Regions from separate parts of the Homo sapiens genome. Here region 1 is linked to region 2. A link is an interaction called in ENCODE POLR2A ChIA-PET data of the cell type or tissue named here. Cell type or tissue: PC-9. All regions are shown on one strand. Each heading gives the region's core, and the rest is flanking DNA. Links, peaks and the distances in the headings are about the cores only.

What was found. ChIA-PET counts read pairs that join two places held together with the same protein. Peaks named below come from ENCODE experiments on the same cell type or tissue, not always from the same donor. Only the 100,000 strongest peaks of a DNase experiment are listed, where the experiment ranks them.
Region 1: POLR2A ChIA-PET joins it to region 2 with 15 read pairs; 5 of 35 experiments call an interaction of 5 or more read pairs at or near these places.

Annotation. Positions count from the first base shown.
Region 1 is chr7:6,380,501-6,389,753 of GRCh38, reverse strand. It overlaps RAC1 (Rac family small GTPase 1), which reads right to left. Exons shown (of 6, transcript NM_006908.5): 2 at 2,471-2,542. Among named protein-coding and RNA genes, the nearest start is that of RAC1, 11 kb to the right of the region's middle. In PC-9, for the core only: no CTCF peak of the experiment used is centred there; DNase peaks (open chromatin) are centred at 3,747, 4,193 and 5,233; H3K4me3 peaks cover 1,232 bases; H3K27ac peaks cover 7,954 bases.
Region 2 is chr7:6,308,047-6,318,076 of GRCh38, reverse strand. No RefSeq gene overlaps it. Among named protein-coding and RNA genes, the nearest start is that of FAM220A, 36 kb to the left of the region's middle. In PC-9, for the core only: no CTCF peak of the experiment used is centred there; no DNase peak of the experiment used is centred there.

The DNA.
Region 1 (9,253 bases), core at 1,254-9,253, 71 kb before region 2:
GGTCTTCAAGACCAGCCTGGGCAATATAGCAAAACATAGCTCTACAAAAACACATATTTTTTTTTTCTTTTTTGGAGACAATGTCTTGTTCTGTTGCCCAGGCTGGAGTGCAGAGGCACAATCTTGGCTCACTGCAACCTCCACCTCCCAGGTTCAAGCAATCCTCCTGCCTCAGCCTCCCGAATAGCTGGGATTATAGTCATGTGCCACCATGCCCAGCTAATTTTTGTATTTTTAGTAGAGACAGGGTTTCACCATCTTGGCCAAGTTGGTCTCAAACTCCTTACCTCAGTGATCCGCCCAGCTCAGCCTCCCCAAGTGCTGGGATTACAGGCGTGAGCAAACTTTTTTAATTAAAAAAAAAAAAAATTCAAAAGATTTTAACCACATCTGTGATTGGAAATGAAAACGGTTAGATAACTTCAACCCACGTTAATGGCAGTGTGTACTAAGAGGCCACTTAAGTCAAGGCCAGCAAAGTGACAGCTTTATAGACAGCAATTTGGTAGTTATCTACCAAAAAATAATTTTTTAATTTTTTTTTTTTTTTGGGAGACAGAGTCTCACTCTGTTACCCAGGCTGAAGTGCAGTGGCACAATCTTGGCTCACTGCAACCTCTGCTTCCCGGGTTCAAGCAATTCTCATGCCTCAGCCTCCTGAGTAGCTGGGACTACAGGAGTGCACCACCACACCCGGCTAACTACTGTATTTTTAGCAGAGGTGGGGGTTTTAACATGTTGGCCAGGTTGGTCTCGAACTCCTGACCTCAAGTGATCCTTCCGTCTTGGCCTCCCAAAGTGCTGGGATTACAGGCGTGAGCAATCACGCCCAGCTGTATCTACCAAAATTTAAAACATCCATTGTCTTTTGATTTGGCACGATTTTGCTTCTAATAATCTATCAAGTGTACACAAAGACATAAGGGACAACACTGAACCCAGCAATGTTTGTTAACACCAAGAGTCCAAGTGACCAGTGGGTTAAATCAGTTATAGTACTTCAAAATCATTAATCATTAATGATTAAACCTTTATCTACATATGTAGATAAGGAAAATCTCCCCCATAAATTTAGGACAACAGGGACAGCATGATTCCACTTACAGTAAAAAATGGGTGCCGTGGCTCACGCCTGTAATCCCAGCACTTTGGGAGGCTGAAGTGGGCAGATCACCTGAGGTCAGGAGTTTGAGACCAACCTGGCCAACATGGTGAAACCCGTCTCTACTAAAGAAACAAAAATTAGCCAGGTGTGGTGGTGTATGCCTGTAATCACAGCTACCTGGGAGGCTGAGGCAGAGAATCACTTGAACCCAGGAGGCAGACGCTGCAGTGAGCTGAGATCGCATCACAGCACTCCATCCTGGGCAAGAGAGAGAGACTAACTCCAAAAAAAAAAAAAAAAAAGGAAAACAACAACAACAACAACAAAAACATGGGTACGACACTTCAGAGAGCACCTGGGTGTGTGTTGTGCCTGAGGAGGTGAACACAGGTGGGGAGGAGGCGACACCTCCCCAGCCTGCACAGGGAGGACTCACAGCAGCTGCAGGATGGTGCATTATGAGGCTCAGCTACGTGCGCTCCCGGGTAACCCATCACCAGAGCAGCACTTTCCTGTCTCCACCCAATTCTGCTGCCTATAGGGAGTAAGCAATTCAATAGCCAATTCCACCCTCCCATTCCCCCTTCAACACACACACCCAAGTTTCAATTCCAAAGCCCTACACCTCAATGCGGACATGTAACCAACTGATGACTTATCAGAAAAGGCCAATTAAAACGTAATGGAATCTTTCCCTTTCCAGTTCCCAGAAAGCCAGTGTATCTGAAACTCGTGCACTGACAAGGACTGTTTCTGATCAGACTTTTGGTCAGAGTTCTTGTGTCCAACTATGGTTTTCTTTAACATCATCCAGTCTCTGTACCTCACAGACAGTTAAAGTTTGCTTTCTGGATGTCTAAAAATCAACTAGCAAAGTTGTGAAAAGTTTATATTACCCTAAGTTTCTTTTTTTTTTTTCTTTTGAGATGGAGTTTCGCTCTCATTGCCCAGGCTGGAGTGCAGTGGCGTGATCTTGGCTCACTGCAACCTCCGCCTCCACGGTTCGAGTGATTCTCCTGCCTCAGCCTCCCAAGTATGTGGGATTACAGGCACCCGCCACCACACCTGGCTAATTTTTTGTATTTTTAGTAGAGATGGGGTTTCATCACGTTGACCATGCTGGTCTCGAACTCCTGACCCTCAGTTGATCCACCCGCCTCAGTCTCCCAAAGTGCTGAGATCACCACCCCCAGCCCTATTTTTTAAAAGCCTAATATACCTTATAATTAGGTTTCAGTGAATGTTTAAGAAAAAATTAGTATCTGTTCATATGAGGATTAAAGATGGCTTTACAGCAAAACAAATGGTCAAAGAAATGTGAAACCCGTAACACAAACAGGTTAATTCCCAATTTAAGATACTTACACAGTAGGGATATATTCTCCAGGAAATGCATTGGTTGTGTAACTGATCAGTAGGCAAGTTTTACCTACAGCTCTAAAGAGAAAGAGAAAAAAGGTTGCTTAGTCAACATGAATGTAATCTTAGCTTTCACTATTAAGTTAAAATAATTTCTAGAGAAAAAAAATCAAGGCATATACATCACATACTTAGCATTAAAGAAAATGTTTTCTATAACCCTTTATCACCACATACACATTGGTACCCTGAAATTTAAAGTAAACAAACTAGAATTTCTCAGAAAGATAGAGTCAGGAGCCATCACATTCTGTTTAGGTACCCGGTGTTAGCATTAATAGTCAAGAAACAGTTGTCACCTAGCTACAAGACTCAAGAGAAACAAGATTTTAAAACTTCACGTCTCTTCTGTGAACATCTGTAGAGCCTCTCATCAAGAATCTTAAGTTTGATCCTGAAGATATTTTCTTTTTTTCTTTTTTTTCTTTTTTTTTTTTTTTTGAGACCGAGTCTCGTGCTGTCGCCCCAGCTGGAGTGCAGTGCAGAGGCACCATCTTGGCTCACTGCAACCTCTGCCTCCCAGGTTCAAGCGATTCTCCTGCCTCAGCCTCCCAAGTAGCTGGGATTACAGCTGTCCACCACCACGCCTGGATAATTTTTTTGTATTTTTAGTAGAGATGGGTTTTCGCCATGTTGGCCAGGCTGGTCTCGAACTCCTGACCTCAAGTGATCCGCCCACCTGGACCTCCCAAAGTGCTGGGATTACAGGCTGGAGCCACCACACCCAGCCTAAAGGTATTTTAATTAACACTAATATACAAACACAGCCTTCCTCTTTAAGTAACTTATTCTGCTGCCTTAAGTGGGACAGCTCAAAATCCCACCACATCCCTACAGCCTCCCCTATGGCAATCAGCAATGACTGTTCTCTTGAGAGAAAGTGCTTAGTCAATAAACTACCACACGTAACTGCCATCACATTGATTCAGCTGTATTTAAATGCCACCTCCCCCAGCCCCAATCCTCACACAGCACCATAAGTCTATAAGCAGGGACTATCACAATACATCCCAGACATTTAATTAACAGCTCAGAGACGATGGGAGTTAAACTTGCCAAACAGAGAAGTGTGTAGAAATACTTCAGAGAAAGGAGCACCACCTGCACAACTGGCAATGGGTAGAGACTAATCCTAATATTACCAGTGTGCCGCCAGGCAGAAGAGTGGTGGCTGAAAGTCTCCCAACCACCTGGAATGTTTTTCAAGAGGCTATCACCTAATAACTAAGGTCACCACATCATTAGCAAAACATAAAGGTCTCCAATTTTTACAGCATTGACAAGGCAAGCTTAAGGGCTTACATGAGAATTCAAGTCTCTGGCATCCTGAGGGTTCAGTTAGCCAAGTGCTCTCCTTAATGAGCCCTTCTCTCTGCTGTGCTGTCAGTTTACCAAGGTCACAATGACACATCAGCATCATAATTTTAAGATTTTTGTCGTTCAATCTCAACTACTATAAATTAGAATTCACCATAAAGTTAAGCGCTTTTCCATTTTCCCTCACACTCAAGGCAGATTACAGGCCCAGCCAGTCTTGCCAATATTCATTCACTCATGACATTATTGAGGGCTTAACAAAAGTTGGAACTCCCCATTCCAAAGACTTTAGAGAGTCAAACATTACATCACCAGGAAGTAGCTTCCAACTCCTAAAGGCTTTCTAAACAGAAATGACTCATTGGACATACATTTCGTTAAAAGCTTAGAATGTGAAAATAAACCTGTATGAGCAGGAGCCTAAGCTTTGGAGTCAGAAGCCCAGATTTGAGACCCAGGGCCAATTCTAGCACGTACTGGCTGTATTTTTTGGCAAGTTTCAACTTCCTCATGCCTTTTTTTTTCACCTGCAAAATTAATGCAGAACTACCAGCTCCATCCCCAAACTACTGTGAGCATTAATTCAATTTCAATTTATATCAACCGTGTGCTACACCAGAAGCACACTAGGTGCTAAAGATGTATCAATGAACAAGACCTCATGAAGTAAGTGCAGTTGTTAAATTTAAAAATTAAGAATGCAATCATCACATGAAATTATGCGTGTGATAACTGTCATTATTAAAGCAGCTCTGGAAATGTACAGCAAAAGAGCTAACATTTCTAGAGCTGAAAAAAATATTTTTAGGCCAGGCATGGTGGCTCATGCCTGTAATCCTAGCACTTTGGGAGGCTGAGGTGGGTGGATCGCTTGAGCCCAGGAGTTCAAGACCAGCTGGGCCAACATGGAGAAACCCGTTCTCTACTAAAAATACAAAAATTAGGTGGGTGTGGCGGTGTGCAGCAGTAGTCTCAGCTACTTGGGGGGCTGAGGCACGAGGATCACTTGAACCCAGGAGGGAGGTCAAGGCTGCAGTGAAACAAGATTGCACCAGTGCATCCAGTCTGAGGGACAAAGTGAGACCCTGTCTCAAAAAAATAAATTTTTTTAAATTAAAAAATAAAAGCCTGGTGCAGTGGCTTAGGCCTGTAATCCCAGCACAGGAGGCTATAATCCCAGCACAGGGGCCTGAGGTGGGAGGATCGCTGAGCCCAGGAGTTCAAGACCAGCCTGGGCAACATAGGGAGACCTTGTTTCCACAAAAAATTCAAAAATAAGTGGTGGCTCTTGCCTGTAGTCCCAGCTACTCAGGAGGCTGAAGCAAGAGGATCCCTTCAGCCCAGGAATTCAGGGCAGCAGTGAGCTGTGATCACACCACTCCACCCAGCCTAGGTGACAAAGCACGATCCCATCTCAACAATAAAAAAATAAGTGGGCAGTGGCATAGGGAAATACGTTACCTCTTCTTGTTAAGGACATGGGGACTAGATCCTACTTGGAAAGTCACAGGTTTTAAATTGCCCAGAAAGCACTGGATTTTAGAAGAAGCCTCCAACTGCAGTGTGGCAGGAAGCCTGAGGACGCCAGGGACTCAGTCAAGGCAGACACACATGGAAGCTGTTGCTACAGTCCAGGAGCCATCCATGGTGGCCTGGACCAAGAATGGGGACTGGACAGTGAACATAAGTGGGCTGTTTCCTGGACTGCTTGAACTTGGAGGCAGATCAAGCATCGCTTACCCATGGTTTGGATGTGGCAGCTGAGGAAGAAAGTGGAGCCTAAGGCTCTAAGGGACCTTTTTAAAAATGATAAAGGTTGGCTGGGCTCGGTGGCTCACACATGTAATCCCAGCACTTTGGGAGGCCAAGGCGGGCGGATCACCTGAGGTCAGGAATTCGAGAAGAGCCTGACCAACATGGAGAAACCCCTCTCTACTAAAAATACAAAATTAGCCGGGCGTGCATGCCTGTAATCCCAGCTACTCGGGAGGCTGAAGCAGGAGAGTCGCTTGAACCCGGGAGGCGGAAGTTGCAGTGAGCCGAGATTGCGCCATTGCACTCCAGCCTGGGCAACAAGAGCAAAACTCCGTCTCAAAAAAAAAAAAAAAAAAAAAAAAAAAAAAAAAAAGATAAAGGTTGTGTAAAAACCTTAACAATAGTTGCCACTCAGTGTCAAGGATAAGCTGCTATGAAGGTTTTGACTGTTATGATAAAATGTCATTATCACTTCTTTTACTATTCTGTCCTAAGTCTCTATGTATATGAGGAACAAAACTACTAATATAAAGGCAACCAGCTGTGTCTAAAATCCTCTAAACTTCCTTTCCTGAATGACATCTTTAGCTGAGAAAGGCTCAACCGGGAAGAAATTCAAGGTACTGGCATAATCTGATACTGACTGAAATTTTATTACCAATCACTATTTGTTACAAATCTATGTCTTATAAGAATATGATTATTAAACTACAGAATTCTTAAAGTGCAACCTTATATTTAAGCTTAGTGCAATCAAAAGATAAAATCGACTCCTCTTTAAGTCTTCTGATTAAAACTTTTACTTAATTTATTCAAATAGGTAAAAGAAAAAGGTTATTCCACTCCTATTAGTGTATATTCATTCCTTGTCCACGCTGCGCTTCCACAAACCAAGTCAACATCTGCACTGGGCAATGTGACAGCCTTTCCATGGCCTTTCCCTCATGAAGAATGGAAGCCGTATTTGGCCACAAGTCTTGACTGATACTGCTGGAGAATTTCTGGTAGTTACTACTTCTTTGGAATTTCTAACTTTATATAATTAACTGCTCAGTTCAACCTCTTTTCAATCATCGAGCAATGTCATCACTCTAGGAAACGAACATGAGTCGGCTGGAAGAAAGTTCATGCCATTTCTACATTGGATTTCCCCCTAGCTCATGATGCTACAATTTTTTTTAACCTATCTGTGCTTCCCCTGCCCTGTCCTGTAGAAATAACCACAATGAAAGCAAATAACTTATGTTGCTATTATGTTCTTCATTTTTCCATTAAGAGAACTTTAAGACGGAGTCTTGGCTCTGTCTTCCAGGCTGGAGCCCAATGGTGCAATCCTGGCTTACCACAACCTCTGCCTGCTGGGTTCGAACAATTCTCCTGCCTCAGCCTCCCAAGTAGCTGGGACTACACGTAAGCACCACCACATCCAGCTAATTTTTTTTTGTTGTTGTATTTTCAGTAGAGACAGGGTTTTGCCATGTTGGCCAGACTGGTCTCGAATTCCTGACCTCAGGAGATCCACCCCATCGGCCTCCCAAAGTGCTGGGGTTACAGGCGTGAGCCACCACGCCCAGCCAAGAGAACTTTTTACTTACTTTTTGAGGAGAGTAGGGTAAACTTTAGTGTTACTTCCTGAAATCTATAAACCAAAACTTAAAAGCACAATCAACAAATCTAGAAACGCTAGGAATTTCCTCACGTTAAAAAAATAAAAGATCCAAGAAGCTCAAAAAATAACAACTTTCTGCACTGCCTTCTTTTAAAGACACGTTGATCTCAGGACAGAAAAGCCAAACTCTTCCAATGACAATTACAATTGCAAACCAAAATACAGAGCATATATTGCTGTCTAAAAGTGAGTAGATCTTGGCCAGGCGCAGTGGCTCTTCCCTGTAATCCCAGCAAGAGGCCAAGGCGGGTGGATCACTTCAGGCCAGGAGTTCGAGACCAGACTGACCAACACAGCGAAACTGCATCTCTATTAAAAATACAAAAAATTAGCTGAGTGTGGTGGCAGGCGCCTGTAATCCCAGCTACTCAGGAGGCTGAGGCAGAAGTATCGCTTGAGGCCACGGGGTAGAGGTTGCAGTGAGCTGAGATCGCATCACTGCACTCCAGCCTGAGCAACAGAGCGAGACTCTCTGACTCAAAAAACAAAAAAAAGTATGTAGATCTTAAGGACAAGGCAGTAGAATTTAGTAACTGTCAAATATATATTCCTACTTATTGAATAAATTAAAGACCTCGCATGAAGGTCCTCGATTTACACTGACAAACAAGGTATGGGGATTCTGTAACGGTAGGCCTTATATATAACTGCGTTAACTATGCAGATAAAATCTGTCCAGAAAAATACACCACTAGAGTAGTGCAGTGCTAAATAAACACAAAACCCAATCTAAAATTATGATGTTCTACTACCAATATCTGACTTCACAATCAATGTAAAGAAAGCTAGCCATAAGCCAGGCACGGTGGCTCATGCCTGTAATCCTAGCACTTTAGGAGGGCAAGGTGGGCGGACTGTCTGACCTTAGGAGTTCAAGACCAGCCTGGGCAGCACAGTGAAACCCCGTCTCTACTAAAATACAAAAGAAATTAGCTGGGTGTGGTGGCACACGCCTGTAATCTCAGCTACTCAGGAGGCTGAGGCAGGAGAATTGCTTGAACCTGGGAGGCAGAGGTTGCAGTGAGCTGATTTCGTGCCACTGCACTCCAGCCTGGCGACAGAGCAAGACTCTGTTTCTACCAAAAAAAAAAAAAAAAAGCCAGCAATTATTACCACTAGAAGCTTCAAAAAATTAAGATAGTGCATAAAGTTTCTCACTTAGGCTGAAGACACTATGTACAACTGAGCTGAAGTCTGAATCCACCCTTCCAGAATCAAGGCTAACCCTGGTGTAGTTGATACAAGCCAGCTGAACACACAAGAGTTCAAAAATAAGAATTTATATGTAACTGCACACAGTCCCTATTCTTTTTCAAAATCAGGCCGGGCATGGTGGCTGACGCCTGTAATCCCATCACTTTGGGAGGCCGAGGCAGGTGGATCACCTGAGGTCAGGAGTTCCAGACCAGCCTGGCCAAGATGGTGAAACCTGTCTCAACTAAGAATACAAAAATTAGCCAGGCATGGTGGTGGGTGCCTGTAAGCCCAGCTACTCAGGAGGCTGAGGCAGGAGAATCGCCTGAACCTGGGATGCGGAGATTGCAGTGAGCAGAGATCATGCCATTGCACTCCAGCCTGGGCAACAGAGCAAGACTCCACCTCAAAAAGAGCAAAACAAAACAAAACAAAAAACAAAATCAACTCCTCTATAAATCCTCTTAAAAGGTTCCCTCTGATAACAGGAAGACATGATAAAGCAAATACAGCAAAATGAACAAGTAGAGCAAAATACTGTCATAGAATCCAGGCCATGGGTATGTGCATGTTGACTGTACAATGCTTTCCACTAGTCTGTTTGAAATTTTTCATATTAAGACATTGCAGGAAAATATTCCTACTGATCACATGCAATCCTGCCTTGGTGGCAAAGACTCTTGACAAAAACATCTCCTTTCAAGGAAGACTACAATTTTAAGAGCTACGTAGTGATGGAGATGTGAAAAAGTAGGCAGTACTAAGGTATCAGATGACTAATGCAAAAAGACAGA
Region 2 (10,030 bases), core at 782-8,781:
TGAGAGCGGAACCGCTCGAGGAATGGAGGCAGGTTTTGCAAGCGTCTGTCTCCCTGGAACGGCAGGCTTACTGAGGAGTCTCTGGGCTCCTTCCAGCTCCAGGCTGGACTTGGCCTCCCCCTTACTGCCTCCAACGTTACCTCTTTTCCCAAAAATAGGATTTGGAACTTATTCCCCAAGTGACATAATACATCTTACAGTCATGGGCAGGAAGTGGCTGTTTTCCTGCCAGGCCTGTGAGGTCCCCTGGAGATGAGCTGGGAAGGGTACTCCTCGTCCTGCTTCACAATAGAACTTCAACGCCTTCATTTTAAGGCGATTTTCTTCCATTTGGAAGCGCAGCGTGCTTTTCCACACTATGCAGCGAAAGAGGTTAGATTGGCTGGATTTGGACGCTCTTGGGTGTTTCTGCTTCATAAACAAAGCATGCTTGAATATTAATAATGATGCCCTCCAACATGGCGAGATCCCGTCTCCACGGAAAATATAAAAATTAGCCGGGCGTGGCGGCTCATGTCTGTAATCCCAGCACTTTGGGAGGCCGAGGTGGACGGATCACGAGGTCAGGAGATGGAGACCATCCTGGCTAACAGGGTGAAACCCCGTCTCCACTAAAAATACAAAAAATTAGCCAGGCATGGTGGTGGCACCTGTAGTCCCAGCTACTCGGGAGGCTGAGGCAGGAGAATGGCGTGAACCCAGGAGGCGGAGGTTGCAGTGAGCCGAGATTGCGCCACTGCACTCCAGCCTGGGCGGCAGAGCAAGACCGTGTCTCTAAAAAATAAATAAAATATTATTTATTAATTTTACAATAAAATAATTATATTTTATATATTATATAAAATAAATTTATATTTTATAATAAATAAAATATTTTAATGTCTAAAATGTTATATATTAATATATAAAACATTATTTTATTTATTAAACATATAAATATTTTTTATTTATTAAAAATAAATAAAATATCATTTATGTTTTAGACAGGGTCGTCGTCTGGCACCCAGGCTGGAGTGCAGTGGTGCAATCACAGTTCACTGAAGCCTCGACCTCCCAGGCTCAAGGGATCCTCCTGCCTCAGCCTCCCGAGTACCCAGGACCACAGGCATGCGCCACCACGCCTGGCTTTATTGTAAGTTCTAGTGTAGGCACAACGCCGGTTACTTAAGATGACAAATGGGGAAAATCCACATTAATTGGGTTTGCTATTAAGTGGGTGTGTTGATGGCCGGGCACAGTGGCTCATGCTGGTAACCCCAGCACTTTGGGAGGCCGAGGTGGGCAGATCACTAGGTCAAGAGATCGAGACCATCCTGGCCAACACAGTGAAACCCCGTCTCTACTAAAAATACAAAAATTAGCTGGGTGTGGTGGTGTGCATCTGTAATCCCAGCTACTCAGGAGGCTGAGGCAGGAGAATTGCTTGAACCTGGGAGGTGGAGGGTGCAGTGAGCCAAGATCATGCCACTGCACTCCAGCCTGGCAACAGAGCGAGACTCCATCTAAAAAAACAAAAAACAAAACAACAAAAAAAAAGAATTGTCCTCCTCCCGCAACTGAAAACACTGCCCAGGCGAGACTTCCTGACGTTGACATCATGCATCTTAGCACTTTCCTACCCAAGGCTGTAAAAAGCTCTGTTGCACTTTGGCAACGATAGGAATAAGTCTCTGCATCAGCTTTGATCCTGGCTCCAGAGCAAACTAAGCCAAGAACTGAGAATCTGTTGGCTCTGGCTTATTTTGTTTTATTTTATTTATTTTTTTGAGGCAGGGTCGATTTTGGCCCACTGCAACTTCTGCCTCCTGGGCTCAAGCAGTTCTCCTACCTCAGACTCTTGAGTAGCTGGGATTACAGGCACATGGCACCACACCCAGCTAATTTTTGTGTTTTTTGTAGAGACAGGGTTTCATGATGTTACCCAGGCTGGTCTCGAACTCCTGAGCTCAAGAGATCCTCCTGGCTCAGCCTCCCAAAGTGCTGGGATTACAGGTGTGAGCTGCCACACCCGGCTGGGTCTGGCTTCTTATACTGGGCCTTGCCCAGGTTTTGTTATCTGTTTGGAAGTTATTTTTAGCCCTCCGGAACAGTTTTGAGACAAATCGTTTCGGTGCTTATGCAGCATTATTTTTTTTAACCGATCATGACTATTTTCAACTCAGTAGAAGTTCTAAGGCAGAAACATTTCCTTTTTAAGGCCGTGTTTCTCTGGCAGTCCTAAAGACTAATCCAAAAGATTAGCAAAAGTAACCGCTTGTTAAACAGCTCAAATCTGGTAAATACAGGAGATATGCTTCTGTTCAGGGAACCTCTCAGGGTGAGAGAAGAAAGGAAGAAAAAGAGAAGATTTCTATGGATGTCTATGAACAGTGAATTCCTTAACGGAACCAAAATTTGTCTTTTTTAACTGGAAAACTTACATTCATTGATGATAAATAGTATATATCTGAGCCAAAACTGTGTTGCCCAAAATTTAAGTTACATTAAGAAATAGTCGGCCAAGGCCGGGCGCGGTGGCTGACACCTGTAATCCCAGCACTTTGGGAGGCTGAGGCGGGCATATCACGAGGTCAGGAGATCGAGACCATCCTGGCTAACACGGTGAAACCCCGTCTCTACTAACGATACAAAAAAAAAAAAAATTAGCCAGGCGTGGTGGTGGGCGCCTGTAGTACCAGCTACTAGCGAGGCTGAGGTGGGAGAATGACATGAACCTGGGAGGCAGAGCTTGCAGTGAGCCAAGATTGTGCCACTGCACTCCAACCTGGGTGACAGAGCGAGACTCCATCTCGGAAAAAAAAAGAAATAGTCGGCCAGGCACAGTGGCTCACACCTGTAATCCCAGCACTTTGGGAGGCCGAGGCTGACAAATCACGAGGTCAGGAGTTCGAGACCAGCCCGGCCAACATGGTGAAACCCCATCTCTACTAAAATACATAAATTAGCCGGGTGTGGTGGCGGGCGCCTGTAGTCCCAGCTACTTGGGAGGCTGAGGCAGGAGAATCACTTGAACCCCGGAGGCGGAGGTTGCAGTGAGCTGAGATCGCACCATTGCCCTCCAGCCTGGTGACGGAGAGAGACTACGTCTCAAAAAAGAAAAAAAAATAGTCCTCTAACTTTTTGAGTCAGCTCTGTACATCTGCTGGTCGCTCAGTGGGTCTGATCCAGTTCTGTGTCTTTGGGAATAATCTGGCCACAGGGCTGTCCCCACTGTTTTAGCGGGGCAGTGTCAACCTCCCTCAACCCCAGCGGCCATAGGTCCAGAGTTAGGCTTTGTCTTTTTTTTTTTTTTTTTGAGACGGAGTCTCGCTCTGTCGCCCAGGCTGGAGTGCAGTGGCGCGGTCTCGGCTCACTGCAAGCTCCGCCTCTCAGGTTCACGCCATTCTCCTGCCTCAGCCTCCCGAGTAGCTGGGACTACAGGCGCCCGCCACCACGCCCTGCTATAGGCTTTGTCTTCAAAGCAAACAGAGTATTTCCTTTTGGGAAGCGCATGAAGCTGCTTTTTTACTTAGAAAACAAACCCACCCTTCCAAACATGCACAGTGAAATAAGCCAGGCATAAAAGGACAAATATTGTAGGATTCCACTTACATGAGGTTCCTAGAAGAGACAGCTCCGGAGAGACAGTAAGTAGAACGATGGCTGCCAGGGGCTAGGAGAAGGGGGAGAGGGGAGCGAGTGTTTAGCGGGGACACAGTTTCTGTTTGAGAAGATGAAAATGTCCTGGAGATGGATGGGGACGATGGTGGCTGCACAACAATGTCATTGTGCTTAATGCCACTGAACTGTGCACTTAAAAAGGGTTAAGATGGGACGGGCGCAGTGGCTTGTGCCTGTGATCCCAGCACTTTGGGAAGCCTAGGTGGGCGGATCACTTGAGGCCAGGAGTTCAAGACCAGCCTGGCCAACATGGTGAAACCCCATCTGTACTAAACATACAGAAAACTAGTTGGGCGTGTTGGCGCGTGCCTGTAATCCTAGCTGCTAGGGAGGCTAAGGTGGGAGAATCTCTTGAACCCTGGAGGCGGAGGTTGTAGTGAGCCGAGATCGCACCACTGCACTCCAGCCTGGGCGGCATAGTGAAATTCCATCTCAAAAAAAAAAAAAAAAAAAAACCAAAAAAAAAAAAAAACAAAAAAAAAACGGAAAGAAAAGAAAAGGGGGTTAAGATGGTAAATATTATGTTATGTGTGTTTTACCGCAGTGAAAACTATTTACACACGCAGACCCCATTAGCCAATGTGATGCTTCAGGAGGAGGTCTTGGGAATCATTTAGACCTAGACCAGGGTTTGAATCCCACCTCCACCACTTCTTGCTTATGACCCTGGCAAGGGACTTAACCTTTCTGACCTTCATCTGCTTTCTTTGTAAAATAGCGTTGGCCTGGCGCAGTGGCTCACACCTGTGATCCCAGCACTTTGGGAGGCTGGGGCAGGAGGATGGCTTGAACCCAGAAAGTCAAGGCTGCAGTGAGCCGCGATCACGCCACTGCACTCCAGCCTGCGTGGCAGAGTGAAACTCTGTCTCAAAAACAAATACAAAAATATAAATAAATAAATAAATAAACAAATTTAAAAATAAATAAAATAACTCAAGTGGCATTTTAAGTAGTTGTCAGGTCTCATAGCAGGCCTAAAAGTTACTGTCCAAATAAATGCAGTGATCTGGCCAGGTGCGGTGGCTCACACCTGTAATCCTAGCACTTTGGGAGGCTGAGGTGAGACGATCACTTGAGGTCGGGAGTTCAAGACCAGCCTGGCCAATATGGCAAAACCCTGTCTCTACTAAAAATACAAAAATTAGTCGGGGTGTGGTGGCATGTGCCTGTAATCTCAGCTACCCAGGAGACTGAGGCAGGAGAATTGGCCCAGTGCGGTGTCTCATGCCTGTAATCCCAGCACTTTGGGAGGCCGAGGCGGGTGGATCACAAGGTCAGGAGATTGAGACCATCCTGGCTAACACAGTGAAACCCTGTCTCTACTAAAAATACAAAAAAAATTAGCCAGGTGTGGTGGCGGGCGCCTGTAGTCCCAGCTACTCGGAAGGCTGAGGCAGGAGAATGACGTGAACCTGGGAGGCGGAGCTTGCAGTGAGTTGAGATCGCACCACTGCACTCCAGCCTGGGCGACAGAGCAAGACTCCGTCTCAAAAAAAAGGAAAAATGCAGTGATCTTCTGTAGGCCCATTTATGGTGATCTGGGGCCCTCAGCACCATGGTTAGTACTTTTTTTTTCTAGCTAGCAGCCTGGTAAAAATTAACATTAAATACTGATTTTTGCTGGGCACTGTGGCTCAGACCTGGAACCCAGCACTTTGGGAGACCAAGACAGGAGGATTGCTTGAGGCCAGGAGTTCGAGACCAGCCTGGGCAACATGCAGAGACCACTGCTCCCCATCTCTTCCAAAAAAAAAAAAAAAAAAACCACCACAGGAGGCTGAGGCAGGAGAATGGGCATGAACCCGGGAGGTGGAGCTTGCAGTGAGCCGAGATGGCACCACTGCACTCCAGCCTGGGCAACAGAGCGAGGCTCCATTCCAAAAAAACAAAACAACAACAACAAAAAAACCCAAAACAACAAAACAAAGTTAATTTTCAGCCTCGTGGTTGCTAATCTCACATGCTTGTGTGCCTTTTTTTTTTTGAGACAGGGTTTTACTCCTGTTGCCTAGGCTAGAATGAAATGGTGAGGTCTCGGCTCACTGAAACCTTCGCCTCCTGGGTTCAAGTGATCCTCCTGCCTCATTCTCCCAAAGTGCTGGGATTACAGACATGAGCCACTGCACCCAGCCTGTGTTTTTTTGTTTTTTTGTGTTGTTTTGTTTTGAGACAGGGTCTTGCTTTGTCACCCAGACTGGAGTGCAGTGGTACGATCATAGCTCACTGCAACTTGAACTGCGCTCAGGCAATCCTTCTGCCTCAGCCTCCCAAGTACCTGGGACTATAGTTTCATGCCATTATGCCCAGGTAATTACTATTTTTTTGTTTTTTTTTGGAGAGACAGGGTCTTGCTCTGTTGCCCAGTCTGGACTTGAACTCTTGAGCTCAAGCAATCCTTCAACCTCAGTCCCCCAAAGTGTTGAGATTGCAGGCGTGAGCCACCACATCTGGCCACATTTACCATTTTAAAGTAAACAATTCCAGTGGCATTTAATATACTTTGTGCAAATACTACCTCTATCTAGTTCCAAAACATCACCCCAAAAAGAAACCTGTACCCATTAAGCAATTGCTCCCCATTTCACCCACCCCTAACTGGCAACCACCAATCTATATTATTTTTCTATGGATTTCTTTCCTTTTTATTTTTATTTTTTTTCTGAGTCTGCTTGCCAGGGAATATGGATTTCTTTTCTTTTTTTTTTTTTTTTTTTTTTTGAGACGGAGTCTGGCTGTGTCGCCCAGGCTGGGGTGCAGTGGTGCGATCTCTGCTCACTGCAAGCTCCGCCTCCCGGGTTCACGCCATTCTCCTGCCTCAGCCTCCCGAGTAGCTGGGACTACAAGTAGCTGGGACTACAGGTGCCTGCCAACATGCCCGGCTAATTTTTTTGTATTTTTAGTAGAGATGGGGTTTCACTGTGTTAGCCAGGATGGTCTCGATCTCCTGATCTCATGATCTGCCTGCCTTAGCCTCCCAAAGTGCTGGGATTACAGGCGTGAGCCACTGCACCTGGCCGGATTTCTTTTATTTTCTTTTGAGATGAGGTCTCACTGCTCCCCAGGCTGGACTGAAGTGGTGCAGTCACAGCTCACTGCAGCCTCAACCTCCTAGACTCAAGAGATCCTCCTGCCTCTCAAAGTGCTGGGACTACAGGTGTGTGCCACTGCATCTAGCTTCTATGGCTTTTCTTATTTTGAATTTTTTTTTTTTTTTTTGAGACGGAGTCTCGCTTTGTTGCCCAGGCTGGAGTGCAGTGGCGCAATCTTGGCTGACTGCAAGCTCCGCCTCCTGGGTTCATGCCATTCTCCTGCCTCAGCCTTCCGAGTAGCTGGGACTACAGGTGCCCGCCACCACGCCTGGCTAATTTTTTGTATTTTTAGTAGAGATGGGGTTTCACCGTGTTAGCCAGGATGGTCTCGATCTCCTGACCTCATGATCCACCCACCTCGGCCTCCCAAAGTGCTAGGATTACAGGCTTGAGCCACCGCGCCTGGCCTTGAATATTTCATATAAATAAAATCATACAATATGTGAGCCTTTTGTGTCTGGCTTCTTTCACTTAGCATAACGTGTTTGAGGCTCATCAGTGTTGTAGCATGAATCAGTGCTTCATCCCTTTTTATGGCTGAGTAATATTCCATTGAATAGACATACTATAATGTTTAACCATTCCTCTGTACATGGACATGGGATATTTCTGGCAGACTAATGAGCCCAATTGGCCCTTGGAACTGATGGAATAATGGCAGATGTGATAACTGAAATGCCCTGACAACTTACAACATTTTCTTCTTTATGTCCAGAGCAGTTGTTACACATGAAATTAGACGAATGAAAATTAAGTTCACTGAAGTTCCTAGATCTAGCGTTTGTAAATTATCACCCCTTGGGGACTGTTATCCTCATAGGATTCATTTTGTATTTGACATTTGGAAGACTTTGTGCTCTTTTAACAACAGAAAATTACATAAGGTCATTGTCACTTTCGTCGACTCCCTAGTGTTTTTATTCCAAACCATGCAAAATGTTTGTTTTATTTGGAGCGTTCCCTAACTTCGGTTGTATAAACTGTATCAGTAGCTCTCAAGCTTGACTGGTGATAAAAATCACTGGAAAAACTTAACAGAAGTACAGATGGCCAAGTGTAATCCCCCAATCTGCAAAGATGCAGATTCTCCTAGGGTCCCAGCATCTATTCAGGCACCCCAGTTTATGGACTACACTTTGTGAAACAGTGGCGTACACAGATGTCTTGAATTATCTAATAAATTTATCAGATTGGGCCAGGCACGGTGGCTCACGCCTGTAATCCCAGCACTTTGGGAGACCGAGGCGGGGGGATCACTTGAGGTCAGGGGTTCAAAATCAGCCTGGCCAACATGGCCAACAACTCTCTCTCTACTAAAAACACAAAAAAATGGCTGGGCGTGGTGCACACACCTGTAGTCCCAGCTACTCGGGTGGCTGAGGCAGGAGAATGGCTTGACCCTGGGAGGCAGAGGTTGCAATGAGCCGAGATCGCACCACTGCACTCCAGCCTGGGCAACAGAGAGAGACTCTGTCTTAAATAAAATAAAATAAATTTATCAGATCACACGATAGAACTTTAATTAATTACTTAATTGATTAATTTTTGAGGCAGAGTCTAGCTCTGTCGCCCAGGCTGGAGTGCAATGATGTGATCTCGGCTCACTGCAACCTCCACCTCCCGGGTTCTAGCAATTCTCCTGCCTCAGCCTCCCGAGTAGCTGGGATTACAGGTGCCTCCCACCACGCCTGGCTACTTTTTTGTATTTTTAGTAGAGATGCGATTTCACCATGTTGGTCAGGCTAATCTTGAACTCCTGACCTCAGGTGATCCACCCACCTCAGCCTCCCAAAGTGCTGGGATTACAGGCGTGAGCCACCCCGCGCCTGGTCGGAACTTTATTTTTGACATAACAAATTGAAAGATATATTGAAAATAATTCAATAAAATTCCAAAGAACATCATAAAATATATGTATGTTAAAATGGAAGAAAGGTTTTAAAAATGTTGATGAAATAGATTTTCTAAATCCTGAGGAAATTTATATCTGCTCCCATATATTTTCTTTTAATTGTAAGCAAAAATACATAACATGAAATTTATTGTCTTAAACATTTTTATGCGTACAGTTCGGTGGAGTTAAGTATATTCACATTGTGGTGCAACCAATCTCCAGAATTTTGAATAAGTTGCAAAATGGAACTCTCTATCCATTAAACGATTCAGGCCAGGCGCGGTGGCTCACGCCTGCAATCCCAGCACTTTGGGAGGCCAAGGCGGGCAGATTACCTGAGATCAGGAGTTCCAGACCAGCCTGGCCAACATGGTGAAACCCCGTCTCTACCTAAAATACAAAAAAATTCACCGGGCATGGTGGTGCGTGCCTGTAATCCCAGCTACTCGGGAGGCTGAGGCAGGAGAACCACTTGAACCCAGGAGGCAGAGGTTGCAGTGAGCCAAGATCGGGCCACTGCACTCCAGCCTGGGTGACAGAGTGAGACTCGATCTCAAAATACAAAAACAAAAACAATTCACCATTCTTTCTCCTCTTGACTCCTGGTAACCACCATTCTACTTTCTGTTTCTATGAATTTGACTACTCTAGGGACCTCATACAAATGGAATCACACAGTATTTGTCTTTTCTGTGACTGGCATATGTGAACAAAAGTTTCCTGAAAAGGAATTTGGAGAAAAGAGATTTTATTCCAGTGAGCAGTTTGCCCAGTTTCCTTTTAAAGGTTGATTAATATTCTATTGTATGGGTTCCCAGAGGCTCTAACCTGTAATCCCAGCATTTTGGGAGGCTGAGGCAGGAGGATCGCTTGAGCCCAGGAGTTTGAGACTAGCCCTGGCAACATAGCAAGACCCCATCCCTATTTTAAAAAAAATTAAATAAAAAGCAGCAGCAGCCAAGACAACTTCCAAGTTTAACAGAGCTCATGCTTTTAACTGAGAAATTAGCAATGTGGACTAATGACTTATTACGTTTTCATAAAGTTCTCTTTTTTTTTTTTTTTTTTTTTGAGACAAAGTCTCACTCTGTCACCCAGGCTGGTCTTGAACTCCTGACCTCAAGTGATCCACCTGCCTTGCCCTCCCAAAGTGCTGGGATTACAGGCCTGAGCCACCGCCTGGTGTTTCCTTAACGGCCTGTAACTTCCTAAAGTTTTCTTCATGGCCTGTAACTTCCTAACCCCTAGTTTCATTCTAGGAGTCTCCTGTTGCTGGTGTAAATTAAACAGCAGGGAAAAGCAACTTCAGGTTTCAAGCTACCTTAAATCCTGAAAACAGAACTCTGTGTCTGCTACTTTCTTGAAATTGATCTGATGTTCTGCACAA